Regions from separate parts of the Homo sapiens genome. Here region 1 is linked to region 2. A link is an interaction called in ENCODE POLR2A ChIA-PET data of the cell type or tissue named here. Cell type or tissue: PC-3. All regions are shown on one strand. Each heading gives the region's core, and the rest is flanking DNA. Links, peaks and the distances in the headings are about the cores only. Region 1 overlaps MAML2 (mastermind like transcriptional coactivator 2). Region 2 overlaps MAML2 (mastermind like transcriptional coactivator 2).

The links. ChIA-PET counts read pairs that join two places held together with the same protein. Peaks named below come from ENCODE experiments on the same cell type or tissue, not always from the same donor. Only the 100,000 strongest peaks of a DNase experiment are listed, where the experiment ranks them.
Region 1: POLR2A ChIA-PET joins it to region 2 with 13 read pairs; 5 of 35 experiments call an interaction of 5 or more read pairs at or near these places.

The regions. Positions count from the first base shown.
Region 1 is chr11:96,312,317-96,316,714 of GRCh38, reverse strand. The region is part of intron 1 of MAML2 (mastermind like transcriptional coactivator 2); the gene reads left to right. Among named protein-coding and RNA genes, the nearest start is that of MIR1260B, 27 kb to the left of the region's middle. In PC-3, for the core only: no CTCF peak of the experiment used is centred there; DNase peaks (open chromatin) are centred at 1,904 and 2,214; H3K4me3 peaks cover 1,321 bases; H3K27ac peaks cover 3,595 bases.
Region 2 is chr11:96,110,689-96,115,086 of GRCh38, reverse strand. All of the region lies in intron 1 of MAML2 (mastermind like transcriptional coactivator 2), which reads left to right. Among named protein-coding and RNA genes, the nearest start is that of MTMR2, 190 kb to the right of the region's middle. In PC-3, for the core only: no CTCF peak of the experiment used is centred there; no DNase peak of the experiment used is centred there.

The DNA.
Region 1 (4,398 bases), core at 147-4,146, 200 kb before region 2:
ACTCTTAAGTAGCCTCCTGTTGCACTTAGAATAAAATCCAGGCCCCTTACGCAAGCCTGTAGGTCCTGCTCATGCTGCTGCCTGCCTCGCTTTTCAAGCCACCTTTGCTTACTACACAGAAGTTGTGTGTGGATCATTTAATTCTCCAAATGAGCCCAGATCTTTCTCCCCAGAGGGCCTTTTATTATGTTATTTCTCCAACTCATCACCTGGCTGCCTCCCACTTAATTTTTAGATCTCAACATGAATGGTAGCCTTATTGAACATCCCTCCTAAAGAGATTACTCTTCTGTTATTCTGTATCTTAGCCCCTTCTTTGTTTTATTTATAGCATTTGTTACAACCTGCATTTTCTGTGTTTATTTATGTATTGGTTCCCATTCTGGTCTATCACTCCCTTTAGAGTAGAAACTCCATTTTATTGCCTTTTTCATTTGTGTATCTGCAGTACCCACCAGAGTGCTTGGGTATACTGGTTGCTTCTTGAATGGGCAAGCAAGTACCCTGACTTATTCTATTCCAGAAGATAGGGTATAAAGGAACAGCAGGAATAGGTGCTTCTGTTTTCCCTAACAAATCCATCCCTCTAGAATATTAAGTGGAAGGATATTACAAGAGTATGCAACAAGTGACCCACTTACCCAGATTGAAACTCAAGGAACTGAACCAGAGATCCCCTCATTCTGTTTTTCAGAAAAGTCACAGGCTTACATATTGCTGAATGATGGCAAGGCTATGTCCACATGATAGAAAAACTGTATATCCCAGTTGACTGGTGCTTTTGGCTACCTTAATGGCTTCAGTCTACCTGCCGATCTGACCATTGGGAAAAAATTAGTTGTGAAGTTGCATTATGTAAAACTGAAGCTTGTGTAGTCAAGACCAGGGTTTCCCTATAGTTCCTCACAGCCAGCTCCTCTGTGCAGGGACTGGATGCATAGCCTGGCTCAGAGAGGATGGTAGGAGGCTTTGAGCCAAGTATCCTCAGGGACAACTAGATTGCTCTCTTCTCTGTTGGGCCTTCTGGGTACCACGCATGATGAGATTGAGTCATTCTGACCTGTCAGAGTGGGTGAGTGAATGCTATATGAAGATAAACCAAGACCATTAGAACCCTTTGAATCCAGAGGCACAAAAATGTAAAAAGCTCTATGAAAAAAACAGGAGTCTGGAAACTGTTAACAAGATCCTAGGACTAGTTTAAATTTTAAAGTGTGAAAGAGATAGCATTGGAATAAATAAAATGTACTTCTACTTTATACGGTAAGTGGAGATAAGCATATAGGAAAATCAGCCCAAGAGGTAGTAGCTTGAATGAAAATATAAGTATGAAATAAATTAGATACAATATAAATATATTTTACAGGAAACCAAAATGGATTATTTAGGGAATGTTTAGAGTTATCATTTCCAGCCTTTAAGGTTAACAAGAGGACAACTATGTCCTTCCACAAATTATCCATTGGCACCGTTTTGTCCTCATTTTTTCAATACCATTCCCCACCTTCCATCTACATTAGGACCATGAATTGGGATCAGACATTGTCAAGTATCCCCTGGAAGGCAAAATATGTCTGATGGAGAACCTCCTCTTTAATATACTCTTTAGAACTAAGGAAAACAGCCCAGGTTGTTGAAATCAGATTAGGAAACTCATACTATCTATCTCAGAAGCTTTCTAGTGCCTACTGTAACTAAATGGAACCTCTAGGGTTGGCACTTTGTTGTTTGGAGTAGGACAAATGTTTGGCCTTTTAAATTGTGGAGTAAGAATACAATTCCTCACTGGTGGCTGCAACACCAGCTTCCCGTTCAGAATGCTGACTTTGTCTGTCCTCTGGCCTAGAGTCTGGATTGCAGGGGGCTGGGATGGAGCCATGCCTGCCCCTGCCACTCCCATAACTACTTCCCCTCTGGACCCATTTGAAGGAAGGCTGTTTCTGTGCCAAACATTTATATTGGGTACAAAATGAGTCTATATTATCTTCTAGACAGAATAATGGAACAGTAGTTGACTCAGGGCTAGAATTTGGGAGGCATCTTGGAAAAGGGGAAAAAAAGTTAAGCTGCCTATTTTCCCGTTTCCCTGTGTTTTAGGTTATCTTAGCAGAAGGAGTTGAAACAAAGAGAAGGAGGTGGCAATGCCACCGTGTAAAATGCTTATTATACCTCTTAGATACGTGCAGCACTGGTCACCAACCCACAGGAAGGATGTTGTTATTGTCTGGGAGTGGGTGAGGCCTCATGAAAAATATCTGTGGTATGAGGAAATGTTAAACAAGCTGGTCTTGTTCTTACTAGGAAAGAGGGGATATCAAGAGGACTTAAAATGATTCCAAACTACCACTCAGAGTTAAAGGTGTTGTCTTTGAAATAATCCAAAAAGACCATCTGTAGCAGGCCCTAGCAGGCCACAGGTTTATAAACAGCAGCTGGCTGGCCTAGCTCAGGGGGCACAGGCCAAGAGGCCACCTGTGACTCTTGTCCCGTTTTGGTATTGGTTTTCTGTCTTTAAATCACATCACCCAGGGCTCAAGTTAAGCAAAATCTTCTCTGCAGAACTAGCCTTAGGAGACCTTAGAAAGTTCCCTTTCTTGAAAAATGCTACTTCAGTTTGCCTGAAATTTTTTCCTTTCCTTTTTCATATCCCTGCCCTCTCCCAAAGACCCTATGGGGAGAAGAAGACAAACAAATTTAGAAAGCAGAAACACCAGATGAATTACTGTGCTCCTACTCAAGCTACTTCACGGGATGTATCAGGGTACTTAAATCACCTGATTCACCTGGCATCAGAACCACCTGGAGTGCTTGATAAACTGCAGATTCTAGGGTCTTATTTCAAATGTCGAAAAATCCAAATTTCTGCTGTAAAACCCTAATATCTGCATTTTTAATCAAGTATGAGGACCTTCATGAGGATGGGTATATTTGTCTTTTTATTCACAAATGTATCCCAAAACACTAGATCACTTCCTAAAAACACCTTAAAAATATATGGTTCTCTGTAAATATTTATTGATGAGTGAACAAACCAAAGCCTTGTAGGATTGGCTTAGTAGGATTTGTTTTTGTTTCTTTTACTAAATTATAGCAGAAAACAGTGACAGGAAAGAGGAGTCTTTAATGGGAGAAAGGCAGGCTATAAAGAGGAAGGAAAAAGTCAGTTTGAAGAATGGGGCAATTTTGGGGAGGCTGGGCGAGGTGGGGAACAATAATGAAGACTGTGTGACCAAGAACAAGTGGTGGGATTTGGCATGGTGGGAAAGGAGTGTGAAAAAAGGGAAATGCAATGAGGCAGTGGCTAGAGCAAAGGTTCCGAAATTCCAGTGAGCCTCAGAATGGCCCGGAGAGCTGCTTACATTGCACCTTGGCGTCCACCCCAGTTCTGAGATGGGGATGAAGGATTTGCATTTCTAACAGCTGCTCAGGTGGATGCCGATGCCTCGGGATTTGTGAACCTCTTAGAGTTAGACTATTGGTCTCAGAAGTTAGATAGATCAGGTTGTGAGCCCCAGCTCTACCCCTTGCTAATTGTGGGATCTTAGCAATCTATTTAACCTCCGCACCTCAGTTTCCTTCACATGTGCAAGAGGGATAATGACGATTAGATGGTTGTGAGACTGAGTTGATGCACATAAAATACTTAGCATAGTAGCCAGCACATTCAAGTACTCACTATCTTAAAGATTATTATTTTGTCTGGCGCTAACACTGCACTTTTTGGGGAAAGTAGAAAATATAGTTGTCTTCCCAATGAAAGAGAACATATTGCTTCCTATAACTAGCATAACATTTAATAAAGAGATGGACTAGTTCAGATTCCAATACAACTAAGCTATTTATTTCTGTGTCACAGTACAGTTCCTAACTAACTGAAATTAGTTCCTGATAAGAAACTAAAGCTATTTTTCACAACAGGTAAGTCGATGGCCTGCCTGGAGATAGACGGTGTGATGGCTGCACAGCAATGTGAATGTGCTTAATGCCACAGACTTGTACACTTACAAATGATTAAAATGGTAAATTTTATGTAATGAATGTTCCACCACAATAAAAAAAAATAGTGGATAGCCTGAATATTACTTTCTGTGCTCTGCCTCATACTTCCTAGAGGGAAATTCAGTTTAGCATATTGTCAAACAACTATTGTTCAAATTTGCTTACTTAAAGAGTGACTAAATTTCAAAACATACATTGTACATCTCCTGGGATGAGCTCTCGGGGCTTCCTACTGTCCATTCAGACTCAGATGAATCCATTGTAATGATGAATCCAATGATATTTTCAGTTCCCTAATGTTGAATTACAATCACTTCTCACACACAAAAGCCCACCTATCTGGATTCTCATTGGGTGATTAAAGAAGAAAATGCCCTTTAGGACTTGGCCTGAGACAGC
Region 2 (4,398 bases), core at 292-4,291:
TGGATCTTTGTATGCAATTCCCATCTGTGACCTATGCCAGCCCATGAACTTCCGTGTCCTCTCCTGAAGAACCTCAGCAGAAACGTACTTCTGACAGCTCAGTTTCTAACCAACCTCCATACCGGCTGCCTCTGCCTCACTAGAGATCTTGACAACAGTCTTTTTGATCCCAGCCAGCTCACCTCTTCCCTCTCCACCCTCCCTACTCCTGTTTATTTCTTTGCCTATTGGGATCAGAGTTCTTGGCTCTGTTCCACATTCCAGGTATACTTAATCCTTGCCATGGTAGCTCAGCAGATGGGGCCTGAGCCTTTTCTACTGACAAAGACACCTATGTGGGGCCCTCAAGTCTGCCATTTAACCAGTTCTCAAGGAGTTCAGAAAGGAGGGAGGCCGGCAACACTTTTCAGTATTCACAATTCCCTTTCATGGTGAGAGCCTCTCTGGTGAAACTTTAGATGCTACTTCTTTATTTCCAAAAATATTTTGGGCTTTCCCATCAGCACAGCCAACAATATAAATCACTAAGAGTCTAGGGAGGGTGTGAGTATGTGAGATCACAAGCTACAGAAGCCAGAGGCTGTAAAGTGGGACTTGCAAAAGCAGAGATAGGTGGGGTGGATTTGCATGAATTCATTTCAAACTGAGGTTCTGAGTGGGGAGGGAAGAGGGAGTGAGAAGGAACAAGAGCTAAGGAGATTAGGATCAAACGATGAAATTAGGTGACAGAAACTGAAATCTGGTACCTCTAGACTGATTTCTCACCAAGACTCTTGGTACCTTTCTCAGTCTGGAATATTTTTGCCCATAGCAAAGTCTGAACCATCAAGGAATGGTCAGGATTTCCCTCAGAAGACATGATTCCTGGGGCCAGGCATGATGGCTCATGCCTGTAATCCCAGCACTTTGGGAGGCCAAGGTAGGAGGATCACTTGAGGTCAGGAGTTCAAGACCAGCCTAGGCAATGTAGCAAGACTCTGTCTTTGAAAAAAATTTAACAAATTAAAGATAATTAAATTAGATGTTTAAAAAACCAAGGCCTGTTTCCCTGATTTTTTTTTTCTTCAAATTCTCCAACTCTGGAGATGGTATGTCAGTTTCCTAGAGCGGGGCTTCATCAAATGTTTTATTTTTATTTTTATTTTTAATTTTTCCAGTAGGTGTTTTCAACCACACTCTCTATGAATGACTTCAAATTCTCTCCATGAATAAATGAAGCATTGTGTACTTAAACTTATACAACCGCCTTCATATGCTTTCAGTGGTTTCAAGGCCTCAGTAGAGCTTAAAAATGTATAGCACTACATGCCCCCTTTAGGGAGTTAAGAGATGGGGGAGAGAGTAGTCTATGTTCCCTAGGGGCCAAACACCCTGGATTAAAGCCTCCTATTTTTCTTTTTCATCATTCGTAACCATTTCAAATGCAAACCCATAGAAAAACACGTTCCTTTCTCTTTTTTTTCTTTTCTTTTTTTTTTTTTTCAAACAACGGGGATGGAGAAACATTAGGAGCAGAGTAAAAGCTGTTCAGTGTGCTTGGATGACTCAGTCTAAAATAGTATTATAGCTTGGCAGCAAATCTACTTCAGGGAAGCTGGTGGGAGACTAAAATAAAAGTTAAATTGAGGGGGTAAATCATTTTATCAGGCTTAGGATTTTTACTTGATGTAATGAGATTCTCAATGTAAAATGAGTTAATATGTCTGCCTAAGGGCATAAATATTCAAAGAAAGAATTTGAAAATACAGACTCAAAGTAAAGAGCAGTCTGAAATAAAACAATGCAAGGCAGTGAAATTTTCCTCATGGAAATTTTGGCACAATATGCTTCCTTTTGAACAGCATGATTAAATGTGAGTAGCCCTAGCTTGTCGCTAAGAAAAAGAAAGCCTCAAAGTTTTTTTTTTTTTTTTTTGTCTTTTAAAGACTTTTCTATTGGGTTCTATTTTCCTCCTCCTCTTCCTCCTTCCCATCTATTTTCTAGAAAAACTATCCTTTTTTTTTGCCCTGCAAAATGCAAACTGAATTCAGATTGTTCATAAAAGATGAAGCCAAACATATTTCTGTATTGTTGCCTTTTTGCTCACTGATTTTCTGTGACTCAAATGCAGAGAGAGCCCATAGTGCAGAGGGCGAACTTTTGCTTAGCCCACAACCAGAAAGGGAAACCCCAGTGTTTCTTCTCAGCAGTTGACCAAGTGGCCCTCACACTTTCTTTCTTGCCTTTCTTTTTCTGTTTCTTTCTGAAAACACTTTCAATTAAGCCACCTATGTTCCTTATATCACAAAAAGTAATGAGTCAATCAAGCCTGTATTATCAGTTATTCTTTCAAATTAATAGGCTTATGGAAGAAAGGGATGGCTAATGCATAGATATCAGACACATAATCACAGAAGGTGAAGTTGGGGCAAGAGTGGGAGGTCAGAGGCCTATCCTCCTCTTACCTAGAAAGTAGAATCAGAGGGGAGGGAAGAATGGTCTCCTTCTGGTTCTGTGATGGCTTTTTATATCCTGTTAGTACTTCGTAGACTGAAATGATCTTCACACAAATACTCCTGGTGACATTTGTGTAAGTCAAGAAGCATACCCAGCGGCTCAGGCATTTTAGTCCAGCTACTCCCAGGAAAAGGAAATGGATGTACACAGGTTCTTGGGCGGAGCCCTGCTTTCACTCCAGGGCCTCTGAGAGGCAGGCCCGAGGCCATGCTCCTGAGATGGACACTGCCCCAGGTCATGCTTCATGCCACACAACATGGCTGCTGAGTTTTGAGCAAAAACCAGACATCAGACTGTCTTTGGGAATGGCCTAAGCCCATTTCCTCTTAATTGCTTTCTTCAAGGCCCTGTCAAGTCTGATCACTATGAAATTGTTTGGTTGGCCTTGTGGTAGAGAAATAGCTGTGTTATGTATAGAGTGCCCTATCCGATGGAAGCATCCACTGATGCTTCTGTTTCCATTTTTAAAAATCTTTTATTTTCACCATTTAATCTTTGACAATCTTGATATACTGATGTTTCTCTCTGGCCTTCCACGTGGCACAAGGATCTGCTTGTTTAACGAGCAGCATTTGTAAGTACTCAAGTAGGGGCCCTGTGATAGATGATTGTTACTATAGCAACTTTCTTTTTTTTTTAGAAAAAAAGAAAACTAACCTTGTGAATGGACACATAAGAAATCAAAAGAAATTAAAATGTTTCCCTCAGAGCAGAATATAGCTGGAATGCTGAAGTCTCCCTCAACCTCATGAAAAGATTTGTGTGAACAATTTCCATGCTTTGGATTGGGCATAGCCAGCTGTGGGCTCTGAATTCCCAGAATAATGTTTTAGTGTGAAAATCAAACACTTGTATTCTTTTTTCAAAGCTTTTCTTTAATTATGGAGGAGATGGCCAACATGTGGGACAATGTCACTGTCAAGCACCTAGAGGTTATGCGTATGCAGCATCTTACTTAAAAACCTCACATTCACATCTTTTAATGTGTTCCACCAATAAAGATGTGCCATTTCCTTTTCAGAGCTGTGGTCTTAGCAACTTGATGTCAGCTTTTTCAGCTCTCCCAGCAGGGAAATTCAGGTGAATTCCAAACTGTGATTAGAGAGATCTGAGTGGAGTTAAAAGGAGTCAAACAATGGGAAAGAAGAACACTCACACAGACACACATGCACACAGACCAGCTGCGCGCAAAGATAAATTGCATCTGCGTATGACTGTTGGCGCTTGTCATGAAGCAGTGAATTTGCTAGGAATAGGTACAGGTCAATGGGAGAGAAAAAAAATCTCTCTGCTGCCAAAAATAATAAAAAGGAGGAAAAAAGCACCTGTGACACTAGCTATCATGGAGGAAAAAAGGGTGTTACTTAATGATATTGAAAGTTTAAAAATATGATGGGAAGCAAAAGCAAGAAATAAAATGATGTGTGCTTACTATGTGAGCACAGATAGTGGAGAATGGTCTCAATTGATGCAGAGATGGATCAAGGGTTGTTGGATTGCTCTGTCCTTCCCACTACCCCTCCCCACTCCCTTATTTTCTGACCTCTGACTATATTTTCTTTGATGGAGAAAATGATAGGCTTGATAATACATGATAGGCATCCAAAGATCAAACTTTATTAGAGCCTTCTTATTCAGGAGCATGAAACTGTCTGGTCAAAAGCAAGTCCCATATGTGACCTTAATTTAACAAGCGATTAGACCCAATCCTGATGCTTTGAAATATCTTTGGTTATCAAGATCAAATAGGATACTATTTTAAATAGGCTTTTAGTATCCTCAGATTTCCTGAAAATATATGCTGCCAAAATTTTCATTCAACCCACTCAATGCCGTCCATCTCTTTTGTAAGTCTCCCATGGAGTATTTTTTTTTGTTGTTCCTTAAATAAGATTTTGCCAT